3 separate regions of the Homo sapiens genome follow, and regions 1 and 3 are each linked to region 2. The links are chromatin loops, found by intact Hi-C in ENCODE. Cell type or tissue: heart right ventricle. All regions are shown on one strand.

The links. Hi-C counts contacts between places; a loop is a spot of excess contacts. Peaks named below come from ENCODE experiments on the same cell type or tissue, not always from the same donor. Only the 100,000 strongest peaks of a DNase experiment are listed, where the experiment ranks them.
Region 1: a loop joins it to region 2, with 2.2 times the contacts of the local background. A loop is called at or near these places in 9 of 110 quality-filtered maps.
Region 3: a loop joins it to region 2, with 1.9 times the contacts of the local background. A loop is called at or near these places in 9 of 110 quality-filtered maps.

What each region holds. Positions count from the first base shown.
Region 1 is chr1:198,273,098-198,278,097 of GRCh38, forward strand. NEK7 (NIMA related kinase 7) reads left to right here. Exons shown (of 10, transcript NM_133494.3): 6 at 4,864-4,972. Among named protein-coding and RNA genes, the nearest start is that of NEK7, 120 kb to the left of the region's middle. In heart right ventricle, no CTCF peak of the experiment used is centred here; no DNase peak of the experiment used is centred here; H3K27ac peaks cover 1,628 bases.
Region 2 is chr1:198,203,435-198,208,434 of GRCh38, forward strand. The region is part of intron 1 of NEK7 (NIMA related kinase 7); the gene reads left to right. Among named protein-coding and RNA genes, the nearest start is that of NEK7, 49 kb to the left of the region's middle. In heart right ventricle, a CTCF peak has its summit at 3,019 (motif pointing right); a DNase peak (open chromatin) is centred at 1,787; H3K4me3 peaks cover 935 bases; H3K27ac peaks cover 1,542 bases.
Region 3 is chr1:198,262,865-198,267,864 of GRCh38, forward strand. NEK7 (NIMA related kinase 7) reads left to right here. Exons shown (of 10, transcript NM_133494.3): 5 at 1,261-1,371. Among named protein-coding and RNA genes, the nearest start is that of NEK7, 110 kb to the left of the region's middle. RefSeq lists a silencer at 2,155-2,449. In heart right ventricle, no CTCF peak of the experiment used is centred here; a DNase peak (open chromatin) is centred at 2,375; H3K27ac peaks cover 4,200 bases.

The DNA of each region.
Region 1 (5,000 bases), 70 kb after region 2:
GCTTAGCACTCTTAATAGATTTTCCAACATTACAGGAAAAGACAAAGACTAGTAGACCTTGGATAAGAAGATAAAATGAGATGCTAGTGATAAGTATTCTCAGTGATCTCATGACTGTCAGGCCCATCCTACTTTACACCTTCTAATGCAACTTAAGATATCTGAATTGTATTCATTGTGCCAAAAGAGAAAATACTTATGCACTGTAAATTAGTGTTACATACCAAAATTTTAATTTTATATAATTTCCCACAATTATGTATAGCAAATATTTGTGAAGTTTAGTTTGTTGATACCTCATTATGCCTTCCAAAGAAAAATGTTTCCATAGAAAGATTAATAAATGATAAAAATCACACTTAGAACTGTCCATTATACTTCCAGAAGCATCCTATCTTTTTCATCACCCAGTCTCTGTGAATTTAATTCTTTGAAATAACCACGACAAAATATAGTCTTATAAAATTGCATTATAATTACAATGCTGTGTTTGAGAACTTAACATCCCCTCTGATGGTAAATGTTTGACCTAATTACAAACTTATAACAAAGAATTCTAACTGCTTGTCATCTCATGTTAAGACCTTTTATAGTATTAAATGGACCAATAGGGATCTCTGAGGTTTTTTTGTTGTTGCTTTGTTTTTACTAATTGGATATATGAAGGATAAGGCATACCAAGAAACTATTATTTTTAAGTATGAAATGTGCCAAACAGACATTTATTATTTCTGTTTTATTTGAAACTAAGACTGTAGACCCACAGATTATATTTTAGAAGTGGTGGAGACGTCATAGATCATCTCCAAACTCTGTTTATAATAGAGTGAGGAAGCTGAGACCCATCAAGGTTAAATGGCTTGTTCAAGGTCACACAACCAGTTACTGTCAAACCTTATAATCAGGTCTATTATTATAAGATGGATATGGATTGTGTTAGTGGCACATTTAAACATTTGACAACACTCCAAGCAGGAAATGCTTCCTTATATTTAACATAAATCACTTACTTCCTCTTACTAGATACTTGGAAGAAATGGAGAGCAGCTGGTGCCTGTAATTCTAGTTCTCTTATGACTTCATTATTTCTCATCATTTAATTAACATTTTTCCTAATCCTCTTCAAAAACACCTTGCACACCAGGATTGCATTTTTTTGTTTGTTTGTTTTTTATTTTTTTAACCACAGCAGTACATTTCTAAAGGATGCTTAGTGTATGATTCCCTGGGTTGGCTACACAATTGCAAGTCCCTTTGTTAAAAATTAAAAATTTTTAAGATGGCAGTAACAGAGCTTTAAACCCCAAGTGCCAGACCTGCATAACACAGGTTTCCTGCCCATGAAGCTGACCCTGATAGTTCCAGATATTTTGCCTGAAATTTTCTTTTTTAAAGATTAACATGTCAAACTTTATGCTTAAATGTTTTGATATGCCACAGAGAATAGTAATTTTTTTGTAAAATAAGATCATTTTCTATCTTTCTCTGTTGATGAGGTTATGCTGGGTAATATCACTGAAGCTCTTCCTGAGATTTCTTGAGGAAGAATATTAGAATTATATAACTCAGAAATAAGCAGTGTATATTCTACTTGGAGTTGTAATGTCTAGAATGCAGGAACCAAGTTACTCAATGGAGTTCAAAAATGATACTTAGATATTCACTGTCCACTATATAATTGGATTTGGTCTTGGTCATTTAATTTGTAGTGGGATGTTTGGAGATGAATAATTTTAAAAAGAGTGTGTCTATTAAGATGTGACTATTTTCCCAAAATCTTTGAAAGGAGACAGCTTGGATCAGCTATAGCCCTTTTTATATTAATATAAATCACTTAGGTGGTGACGCAGATGGGTTTTACCAGATATGCTGAATTTCACCTAAGTGAAATGATGGTAATCTTCTTACACATAAGTCAGAAATAATATAATCTGATGTTTGTATATACATACTTTTATATGTAAATTGATTAGCTTTTTGTCACATCTGATTTTTCTGTTTGAATAATATCCAGTATTTATTTGAATAATTTTGATAAAAGTGGAAAAGTTACTTTTAAAGTAAATAGTATTTGAAGATTTGCATAGGGAAAAGACTAGCCTACTTAAAAAAAAAAAAGACTAAACAAAATTATGTCCAAGTGATCAGGTATATCTGGGTGTTTATTTTTGCCTGCCCATAAATTTTCAGATACTTTATTTTCAACTATAAAAAAGTTGCAATTCTATTTCATAGCATAAATATTGTAAAAGCGCCCTGTCACATATTCTTTCATTTTCTTATAAATATTTATATTGATACCAACTTTTAGATGGATTGGTTACATTATTTATTGCTATATTAAAAACTTACTATATAACAAATATATGTACATTTTTACTTTTTACACGTTGGCATTAGATTTTTTTTTTTTTAATCAGAGCTAAACATTTATATAGGGCTGCCTTTTTTCAAGGGAAACAGGATTTTCAAACAATAATGCTCTTTGGCTAGATAATTAACTTTTAAAAAGATATGTGTTTATTAGAATAAATTTTAAGAGAAGATTGTCCTTTCTTTTTTTAAATTCTTTGGCTTTATGGAAGTTCCTGCTTTGTAGTGCTAATATACATTTTACCCATAGTAAAAAGAATTCGAATTTTCATTGCCTTTTTGCTGTTCATCCTCTTTTAAGAGATAGCCAACAGTGCCACCATCAGAACAGACAGGCTTTTCTCATTTTAAGTGTTGGTTTTCTCAAAAAACAAAAAAAAACAAACCCCCAAAACCCTATACTTAAGGAATGGTTTAAAAACCACATATGTTTAAACACACACATTAAAAATAATGAGAGATACTAATGGCATAATGAAACTGCCTTTATTTTGTGAAAAAGTCAAATTCATGTCATTCTTTAAAGGCCTATAACGAATTTGGATACTTAACTCTTAGACCAGGTCATTCTGAGTAGTAGTATATTGAATTCAGCTTCTTGTCATCAGGTTTAACTTGTAAGTTACAGTCTCAAAGAATACAAAAACATGAAAATAATCAGATTATCTTGGTCCGGTAACGTCTTCCCTATTGTGCAATTTGGGGGCAATTTTTAAATTATGCCTTTTCTTTTAGATTTGATTTCTTTTTTATAATGGTATTTAAAAAGTAAACTGCCAACTACATTATAATTATGATGATTTCAAAATCCGTATTAAAGCATAAAAATTTGTTTTCATGGTCTGATACACACATGATATGTTATATTTATTTTTGAATGAAAAGAAACCTGGTCCCCATCTTCCTGTTGACATCAAACAGTCCTCTGATATGCTAATCCAGCATCAGGGAGAGCACATATACAGGGTTTATTTGGACTCATTCCAAGTCTGAAAGAAAATTATGTGTAAAGAACTGATTTTGTAGCATTGCCCCCTTTGAATGAAAACTGATGTTGACACAGTCTGCAATTAAAAAGACTTAGTATTGAAACATGATATGGGAGGTTTCTAACATTTTAGTAAGACCCTGATTTGCTTTTTAATTACCTGGTCATCTAATTGTTATTTATTCTTTGGGATGTAATGTTACTGATATAATAACTATTGAAATTGCTAATAAATTTATTTCTGTAATATGTGTTATAAGAAAGATTAAACTAAGATTATTAGCTTTTCCTTAAAGATTTATCTTTTGGTACATACCTTGAGTACATATGAGACAGTAGATATAATTTTTTGCTAAGTATGAAGTAAGGATATCAGCAGATTTCCTTGTACTGTTTTTCCATTCAGCCTGCCCTCAGCTGGTCACAGGTGTAAAAACTGAAAGGTAGCTGTTTTAGAATTTTCTCAAGTATAGTTCCTCCATATTCAATAACAAAAAATCAATTTAGTTGGACTTCTCAAAATGTCTTTGGATAAATTGCATTAAAGTACATATTTAAATTTTAATACCTATATATATTTTAAAACAGTTAAAATTATTAGAAAATTTTATGGAAACCTATTACAATGCAATATTCATGTTGGTCATTTATAGGTATTGTTAAATGGGAAACCAGTTGCATTTTGTTTTTGAAAAATAATTTTTATGTGTTGAATCTTTGTAAGTCTTATGAAGCTAAGAACTTTGTCCTTGAAGTAGTATATTATTAGTATAGTCTTCTAGCAGATTTATTGTAGAAAAAATGAGCATAAATAAGTACCTCTGGTTTTACAATTATTGTAGTATTTGCCCTCTTATGTGCCAGGACCCCTCTCCTAAGTAGCCTATTGGTGCTGTCAGCTTTTTGCCTGGGCATTCCTGTAAGGTTTTTCTTCCATGGAGTTTAGTTTCATTCATTCAAAGCAAAGTACAAGTTTGACTTGCATTGTGCAGTAGAAATATTCATGAAAACTTTCTACATAAATTCCTTTTATTTGTTTAATTTTTAATAAATTATGATATTTCAAATCACCAGGGTGGTTCAATATTTAAAAGGAATTCTGTAGTGAAACCTTCTGCCAGGAGAAGAATTGTCTTTTAATGAACATAATTACCTACTGGTATCTAGACTTTTTTATTCTGGCTCTTCTTAAAATCAAATTTGACATCTTCCTTTTAAGACAAGAAATTGTTTTATATAGATGTTAATTTTTTGAAATAGTGGGACATCACAAAAAGGTACTGTTACACAGTTTCCGCTAACCTTAGTTATAATAGGAAAAAAACTTAAGCCATTATGTCAGATAAAATTATTGGAATAATTTCAGTATAAAGATCATATGCTTTTTAGTTGATAATGGTAGATAAAATTAGCTGTTTTTCTGACTTACGGATTTTTGCTTACCAGAATCCAGTCTTGAGAAATTTTAGTTTTTATAGTTCTTATTTTTAATTTTCAAAAAGCATTTTAAGAAGCAAAAGAGGCTAATTCCTGAAAGAACTGTTTGGAAGTATTTTGTTCAGCTTTGCAGTGCATTGGAACACATGCATTCTCGAAGAGTCATGCATAGAGGTAAGATAAAATCATTAAGTACTTTTAA
Region 2 (5,000 bases):
CTTCATTGCTCATGGAAAGGTTTGAGAAGCAATACATTAAGACAAACACACAAGAACTCTGTTACTTTAATGTCTAGGAGAAGTAGAGATTTCTGTCTGTGCGGACATTGGTATCTATTCCAGAGAAGGGAAGCTGATTCTGTTGTGACTCAGACAATCTTACTGAATTTTGGAGAATAAAGCCCCTTTTCATCCAGTGAGGACTGTGAGAAGTAACATCATGTGTTTGAAAACACTTCCTAGTCAGTAAAAACAGGAGCAGTCATGACAGAAATAATAAAACTAACAAAAGAATGAACCTCACCCCCCACATCTAAAGCAGGGGCTGCTAATAAAGAGAGCTCAGAAAAAGACCCATTGGTTTGACCTGTGGCCTAGAAAGTGACAGAGGTTGAATTCATTTTTTTTTTGTGTGTGTGTGTCCTTCCTTCCTTCCTTCCTTCCTGTTTTCTTTTGTAAAATATTTTTTCATAGATCCTTTTTGGGAAAGTAGTAGTCTTTGTATTTTGAGGATACAATGGAAAACTTTAGAGATGAGAGCGGCCAGTTGCAGGGGCTCATGCCCATATCCCAGCACTTTGGGAGCCTGATGTGGAAGGATGACTTGAGGCCAGGATTTGAGACTGGCCTGGGCAGCATAGCGAGATCCTGTCTCTACAAAAAAATTTCTTAAAAATTAGCTGGGCATGTTGGCACGTGCCTGTGAGCCCAGCTACCCGGGAGGCTGGAGCGGGAGGATCTCTGGAGCCCAGGAGTTAGAGGCTGCAGTGAGCCGTGATTGCACCACTGCACTCCAGCCCGTGTGACAGAGTAAGAGTCTGATACAAAAGAATAATACAAAAATAAAAAATAAATATGAGAGCAAGTCATAACACTTATTTTTTGCTGTGCTGTAATGTTGTTACAGTACCTAAAATGGCATATATTGAGATGCTTGATTTCTTTTTGTTTTTAAAGTTTAATGGGTTAGATCTGTATTTGTTATTTTAAAAATGAAACTCAGGGCCCGGCGCGGTGGCTCACGCCTGTAATCCCAGCACTTTGGGAGGCCGAGGCAGGCGGATCACGAGGTCGGGAGATGGAGACCATCCTGGCTAACACGGTGAAACCCTGTCTCTACTAAAAATACAAAAAATTAGCCGGGCAAGGTGGTGGGCGCCTGTAGTCCCAGCTACTCGGGAGGCTGAGGCAGGAGAATGGCATGAACCCAGGGGGCGGAGCCTGCAGTGAGCCAGAGATCGCGCAACTGCACTCCAGCCTGGGCGACAGCGAGACTCCGTCTCAAAAAAAAAAAAAAAAAAAAAGAAACTCAGGTATTTCATTTACAGATATTGGCTGAAATAACTATTCCAAACATTGCAATTTGAGGAATAAAACACATTTTATATAGATTTGTAACTAATGTGTGACTTGAGATCTGTTTTTTAAAAAAAAGGAATGGGGAGATATTCAAGAGACATCCGCGTGTGCCTGGGAGGGATGTTTGTGCTCCCTCCCAATTTTCCTTCTTCTTTTAAAATGTAACATATAATAACAACAATATTAACAACAACTAAAATGCCCCAGGAATAGTCCAGGCCCCTGCTACTGTTGCTGCTCCCCGTCCCCCCTTCCTTCTTCTCCTACTTCCACTAAGTAATCATTCAGTGTCTGTGAATAAAAACCCCATTGCTTATTTTTGTTTGGATCCAATTTATACTCAGAAAGGCACTGAGCATGAGCTGCTTCTTTCATGTTCTTTGCCTGAGTCTAAAACAGCTTTATTAGTGGGGCCAAAAACAGCGGCAGTTTTGGCAGGCATTGCCAAGTGCGCATCACTTTCAATGATACATCTGGATGCAAAGAACTAAACTGAAAATAGAGTGAACCTCCACTCCTATTAAATGAAAATACTGTGCCAGTCTCAAACCTAACTGTGCATGATAATCATCTCTGTACCGTTTTATTTATTTCGAAATACAGAAATGTAGGTCCTACTTCAGACTTACCTAATCATAATCAGGGGTGGAGGTGTTGAGTGGCCCAAGCAGTTATATTTAAAACAAAAAAAGCTCCATGGGTGATTCTGATAGCCAAGCAGGGGTGTGAACTACTTGTTCATAGTATGCACTCAGGATTACTTGGCCCAAAATAATTAGGTTTATATAACTGTATTTGCTCTGGGAGAAACAGATTTAATGTGTAATTAATAAATGAAAAGTATTTACTCATGACATACACTGCACTCACATTTTTTTTTTTTGCTTTCTCATACACATCCTAAGGTACAGTCTCAGATTTGAGTTAATCCTTTTGCCTATTTAATAATGGTACGTGGAGTCTATTTCTTATTAGGTTCACAAAACTACAGAGTAAGAGCGAATAAAAAGATAAGTAAAAAGGCAGCTTACTGTAGCTTTTTTTCCCTTTAAAGTCAGTTTAAAAAAATTTTTTTAATGTTAGGAATATGAAACAAGTTTTTAGAAAGAGGAAAGTACCACTTCTCTTCCATTGTGTTACAGTGGGTTTGGGGGAAAGAGGAGGGAAAGAAGAAAGCAAAATTTTAAGGATTTAGTAAGGATGATATATTATTTATTGTCTTAATTTCATCAGTATGGGATTTGGGGTTTGCTTAAACAAACAAAAGTAGTACCTTGTGTAATATTTTTGAAGACATCATGTTTTTGTGTTTTTGAGTTCTATTAATATGGCCTACTGGTTTTTGCAGTTTAAGTTAAAAAAAAACTGTAACTTTAGTTTCAGAATTAAATGTCAGAATTAAGTCATAAGGCAGAATCAAAATATTAGGTAACAGACTTTGAATTAAGTACATTCATTAGGGAGTGAGTTACAGTAATAACCACAACACTGATTTCAATAAAAATCAGTGAATATGGGAAGTGATTGGCTGATATGTGCTCATTTCGTTTTTGGGTCAGTGGTCCCTTGATTAAAGATTCTGTTTTATGTGCTAGAAGCCTTTGTATTTAGAACTGTTAACGTATCAATATGTAGTAAGGAAGAAGATAAAATTGAACCAGCAGGTGTCAGCAAGAACCAAAATAAAAAATATTAATCCTGATTATCTCAACCTTTATTACTTTTTAGTGATGCTGCAGTGTAAAACAACTTTAAAATGATATTTTAGTGACACATGCCTGCATTCTAAAGTAGAATCTTTCTTTGTCAGTGTATTGCCCTATTGGGAAATGATCAGATATTTTAGAGAATATGTCTGAAATACGGCAACAGCTCCAAAAAGATTTAAAAAAAAAGACAAGTGCTGTGAACTTTTTCTCATTTCAGTGCCTTGAAAAATTTTTTTACATAAATTATCCTATATCCAAAAGCTTATGTTTAACAGTTTTAATATTTCTATGGTTATATGTTATGCATTTTTCAGTATTCCATTCCTATTGATTAGTTAATAACCATAGGCATTTTATAGAAATAAGAGTAGGAATTCATAAACAACTGTCCTCATAGTGGGCTTAATTTTCTGATGAAAATATGGCATTTATATGCTTTCAGCATACAATTTAAGATTTCATTTTAAGTCCATTCTAATTCAGTGAATAGTCAGGGGAAGGTAATGTCTGCTTTTCCAAAGAATTGAAAGGTTCATTACATTTCTCAATTTGTCACAATTTTTATTAAAATCCTATTACTTGTTTCTTCTTTATCACTTGATGAATTGACGAAAATACAAATTCAGTAGGCAAATATGATATCCAGTATTTTTGATAATCTTATTAGAGTAGTAAGCAATAAAATAATGAGTGACAGGAACATCGCCGAGACCACAAAGAAGGTATGTGATAACTCAGGCCAGTCTGAAATACTTTCATTCTCTATGTTTTATTTCTTGTTATGCCAAATAAAGACCTGCTATTTTACATTTATCCTTAACTTATTAAATGTAATACTACCCAGAAATTTGATTCCTAGGTATTTACCAGAGCGTAGAGTGTATTGAAAACTTATGTATGGACTGGTACGCAAATATTTATAATGGCTTTATTCATAATTGTCCTGAACTGGAAACAATGCAGACCCCCCTCAGTTGGAGAATGAATATTGAGATACGTCCATTCAATGGAGTAGTACTCAGCCATAAAAATGAACAAACTGTGTAACCTTGATGAATCTGAAATGCACCATGCTAAGTGAAAGAAGTCATATTCAAAAGGCTTCATTTATATGATATCCTAGAAAAGATAAAACTATAGGGACAGAATACAGATTAGTATTTGTCAAGGATTGGAGGAGGGTTTGACACTGAAAGGACACAGGGGACTTGTATGGGCTGATGGAACTGTTCTATATTTTGATTCTAGTGGTTGATTTCATTACTGAGTTTGTCAAACTTCTAGAAATTGTACATTAAAATGGCAATTTAATTGTATATAAGTTATACCTTAATTTAAAAAGTTCTAAAAATAAATGTTAAAAAGGGACATAGACTGAAAAATAAAAATGAAATAAAGATAATGTTAATATAGTTTTTCTTTTCCCAGACATCCTAATAGAACCCTTAGAACACTTCAACTTCATTTATCTCTCTATTTATGTGTTGGTTGTCATGTATTTCAATTTTAGATACATTTCTAACATGGCAATCACTTTTATCTGTGGTTTCATGTAGATGTTTAATTAAATTTGCCCTGTTGCCATGCTCTTCATTTAACATTTCTTCCTATATCTTTAGCCTTCTATCTGAGGTCATTTTGATTCTGCCTATTCTCTTTGCTATTTTGTGTTCATGTAGTCTTACTTGCTTGAGTGCCTGGCTGTTTTTCATGATGTATTGGATATAGTATGTGCAAAATTGTTTGTACAAATAATCTGGAGCGTAAGATGTTATCTTCCTTCAGATAATTTTTACTTTTTGTCTAGGTAGCTGGGGGCAGTAGCTATCAGAAATCACTTTAATTTTAGGGTTTGAATAAATGTATGAAGTATAATGTGTTTTGTTTGTTTATTTTGGGACAGGGTCTTGCCCTGTCACCCAATCTGAAATG
Region 3 (5,000 bases), 59 kb after region 2:
CAAAGTAGGAAATAGATAAAATGGGCATAAAACATTGAAGAATTTTTTTTTCTTGACCACCCCAACAAGACATATTCTAAAGGTTAAGTAATATAAATGCAAATTAGCATTATCTCAACATGTATTATATTGAGAATGTGGACTAATCAAAATGGTTCACATGCATTTTCTAATGTTTCAATACTTTTTCCAGACTTAGACAGAGTGCATGTAAAGAGTATGCCAGGAATTAGCTTTTTAGTTTCTCATCTACTAAGAATATGACTGAGATTTCAGTTATTTCTGCACTGCTTCTTTTATAGTGAAGTTTCTTTTGAGAAATACTGCGGCCTATGTTGTATTTTTAACTTTTAGTTAAGACTTCGCTCTTTTTTTATGCCATCCGTTTGTGTTAGTGCCTAAAATGAACCAGATTTATGCAAAAAGGAAGAAAGTAAGGTCAAAACAATGTTTTCTGACTATTCTGTTAGTTGTAGTTATTTCTTGGCACATGAAGTAGCTGGCTTAAATATATGTAAACTTTTACTGTGGAAATAGCATGTCATCATAGAAAATTTGCAGCGAAAACTTTAAGTAGAAAGAAGAAAGTCACCCATACTTTCTGCATAATTTCTCAGAGAAACAATTCATCTTGTATTAATATGTTTAAAGATTGAACAAAAGGATTGCAAATGAGTAGGGACTGATACGTATATTTCTACAAGGTAAAATTTTTCTTAGGGATGATTTTATGAATTGGCTCACATGAATAAGTCCTGTATGTTATTTGATATAAAAGCAATAGTTAGATATAGTATAGTAGGTACCAGCTGTGTTTTGTCTACTAGCTGGAGTTATTCTAGGACCAACCATAACTTCCAAGTAGGAGTAAAAAGGGATACTTTATTTATCATTGAGTGTTCCTAAATGAAAGTTCTCATTTTGAGGATGTAATTTTTAGCAGTTGGCGACCTAATTCTATCATTTACTTCTTGCATCTGTTGATATGCTTATTGGGCATAGCAGTACTTTTAAATTAAGATTTAAACGTAAAATATATTCTTTCTAATAAAGAATATTAAGATAAATTAATTTATACCTAGTTTTACTTTTAATAATTGTAATATTTGTTTCACAATTCACTAAAGAAAAGTATACTGTCATGTTAAGATTTCTGTAATTTAAAAAATACGGTGAAGTTTGTTCTTAAGTACAAAACTATAAGTGACTCTTGGATATTTACAGTAAGAAAACTTTCTGATGCCTGTTTTATTTTCTCAGCAACTCAACCATCCAAATGTAATAAAATATTATGCATCATTCATTGAAGATAATGAACTAAACATAGTTTTGGAACTAGCAGATGCTGGCGACCTATCCAGAATGATCAAGGTAAGTTTTGAAAAAATTGTCTTAATGTTTTGTTTTGTTTTTTTTTCTAATAGAATTGTCTGTTAAACACATAGGGATATTAGATATTTTAAACTAAAGACCTCAATGCAAAGCTTATCTGATAGATATGTAACAAATAGTAGATGGTTAGTGATCATAATTCTGAAACTGGTTTACTTGGTGATGTTTACACTGATCAGCTTAAATATCTAAACACCCCAAAACCAACTTGGAAAGAGGCCAAGATACTTGTCTTCTGTAAGTTGAGTTAAAGTTTTGCTGTTTGATTCTCTGAGCAGACCATGCTTGATCCTGTGTCTCTGGACATGAGTAAAAGGAGGTAGAAAGAGACTCTAGAGCAGCTTGACCTGTTTCTTGGGGGGGAATCCATCAAAGAAAGTGGGATTTGCAGTCAGACCTTGGATATCAACCCCACATAAAAGTTGTTTAACCTTCTTTTCTAAGGGCATATTAATTCATAATTAATATAATTAAGTTGTTTAACCTTCTTTTCTAAGGGCATATTAATTGGGTTTAAGTTCAGCTGCAATTAATAGAAACCCTTAAATAATAGTAGCTTAAAAACTGTTTGTCCTTGGGCCAGTTACTTCTCTGTGTCACATTTTCTAAAAAACACAGTAATAATAGAACCTACTTTATAGGATTGTTGTAATGATTGAATTAATTAGTATTTATTAAGAGCTTAGAAGAATGCCTCACACATTGTAAGGCTATGTAAATGTATCTGCTGCTGCTATTATTATTGTTATTGTTATTATTTCTCTGTCACATAAAAGTCTGGGGCTAGTATGGTAGCTCTGCTCTATCAAGAGTATTTTAGAGACCCAGCCTATTTCTAGCTTATCAAGTCACACTAGGCTTGAAGGGACAAAGAGTACATGCTGGCTTTATCTTAAAGCACATTCCTGAGTGCTGCCTGTCACACAACATTTTCAACTTCATTCCCTTGGCCAGAATGTACTCTCATGAACCTATCTAGCTGCAAGGAAGGCTGGAAAAGAAAGTCTTCATTCAGCTGGCCATATGCCCAGCTAAACTTCTGTTACTATGGAAGACAAGTTGAACCATCTAGAAACAAACAAGAATAACCGAATGAGAAAAACAAAAGCTATTTATTTGAGCTTGCTGTAGCAAGGGAGTCAGCCAGTCATCACTTGCATCTTGGCAGAGAATTAAAAGCAAGCAAAGGAATGAAAGGTTCATAGAGGGAAGAAAAGGGAAGCCTTTGGGTATGCCCTGATGGGAGGCTGCTGACATAGAGAAGCTATAGACCGGCTGACTAGAAACAGGACGTCCTTGTGATTGGTTAGGAGTACATATTTGGCTTTCTCTGGTTGGTCCTAGTTAGAGGCAGAGACAAAATTAGGGAAGCTGTCAGTTATTAATCAATTGTTATAGAAGTTACTGTTTAGCTTCCTAGATTGTCACTAGAGGTAGCAGTCTGGCTTCCTGCAAGTCTAACTTATAGCACGCTGGCTTCCTGCATTGTTTAGTGTAGATAAAGAGTTGATTTCCTGGGCAGGTAGGAAAGATTGATATGTGGTTGGATATATGTACATACATTAGTACATATGCCTTTAAATAGATGGATGGATATGTGTACATACATTAGTACATATGTCTTTAAAAAGTATACATATAAACATACTATATATTATGTTACTTAACCATCATAATAAAACTATATGACAGGTATTACTGACCCAATTTTATTTATATGGTCCTTCCTTTTTCTCCCTCACTCCCATGTCCCAGAAATAACCTCTAACCTTTACGTGCACAAAACCTTCCCAACTTTACTTACTATCTTTATACCCATTTAAATATAAGAATATATACTAATACATTTATTCTTTCTCAGACACATCACGATTTATTTTATTACTTTGTTAATAATTGGATTGTTTTCATTTTTTATTCTTACAGAGAAATCTCAAGTACAAAGCCTTATCTACATCAATACAACTATATCTATACATACTCTATTGTCTATTTCTATTACATAGATTCATATAAACATTGCCGAGTAAGAGTATGCACATTTTAAATGATAATAGCTATTGCCAAATTAGTCCCTTAAATAGTTAGTACCAATTTGTAGCTTTTAAAAAATAGCTCTAGATTTTATTTTTTCATTTATTAGACATTTACTATGTGCCAGGTGCATGGTTCATGGCTTTTTGGAACTCATCATCCAGTGGGAGAAACAGGCATTTGACTAATACTAATATAAAACTATATACCTGCAGTTGTAATGAGTTATATAAAGGAAAAGTGTGGGTTATAAGGGATGATTATAACAGGATCTCTGAAACTACACTGGTGAATTCAGATGGCAATTAAAGGATTTTAATCAGTTGTCCTAGTTATTTAATCTTAATGATTGAGCCAGTTTCTACATCAATAAAATTGGGTCAGTAATACCTGTCTTACAGTGTTGTTATGATGGTTAAGTAATATAATATATAGTATGTTTATATATATACTTTTTAAAGACATATGTACAAATGTATGTGCACATACCCATCCATCTGTGCCTGTATGCATGTATGATATCTGATAGGTATTCACATTTTCTTTATTCCATTTAAACCTCTGATCACTACTCTTCTTCTAGCCCCCTTGCATCATACAAATCTACCCTTTTCTACTCTTCAAAGTTGACTTTATTCCTCCAGTTTTACAGAGTATTTAGAAGTCACTAGACAGGAGCACCCTCACCTTCCCATAACTGAACCTGCTAGACCTACTTGTGTCTGTTACTGTTCTCTCCTCCTTCTCTCCTGTTACCGTATTCTTGTTAGATAGGAGGGATTGTTATGTGTCCCTCCACCTGGGTTCTCTATCCTTTCTCTGCCTGTATTCTCAGAAATCTTAATTCCTATCATTATCTGTTCCCAGTCCTAGATTTATAACCATTGTGCACTTCTGAGTGCCTTTTCTCATCATTTAAATATGCTCAGGTCACTGTTATTTTAAACATATTTACATGTATATACATGCACACACACCTGTTCCTCATTCATTCATTCATTCATTCATTCATTCAAGAAACTTATTTTCCAGTGGGGAAGTCAAATAAAATGCTAAAAGCAAGTAGAATATATGATATGCCAGATGTTGATAAATCAATTGAGAAAAATTAAATAAGGAGTTTGGAGGAGGTGTGTTGCTATTTTATTTTATTTATTTAATTAATTTTTTTGAGATGGAATCTCACTCTGTCGCCCAGGGTGGAATGTAGTGGTGCGATCTCAGCTCACTGCAACCTCTGCCTCCCAGGTTCAAGCAATTCTCCTGTCTCTGCCTCCCTAGTAGCTAGGACTACTGGTGTGCACCACCACACCTGGCTAATTTTTGTATTTTTAGTAGAGATGGGATTTCCCCATATTGATCAGGGTGATCTCGAACTTTGACCTCAGGTGATCCACCTGCCTCAGCCTCCCAAAGTGCTGGGATTACAGGTGTGAGCCACTGTGTCCAGCCTGTGTGTTGCTATTTTAAGTAAGATGATCTCAGAAGACCCTCTTAAGTCCTACCACCCTCACCTCTGCCTGCCTTTTCCTTCAATTACTACCCTAGTTCTTTTTTTTCCTTCACAGTCAGAC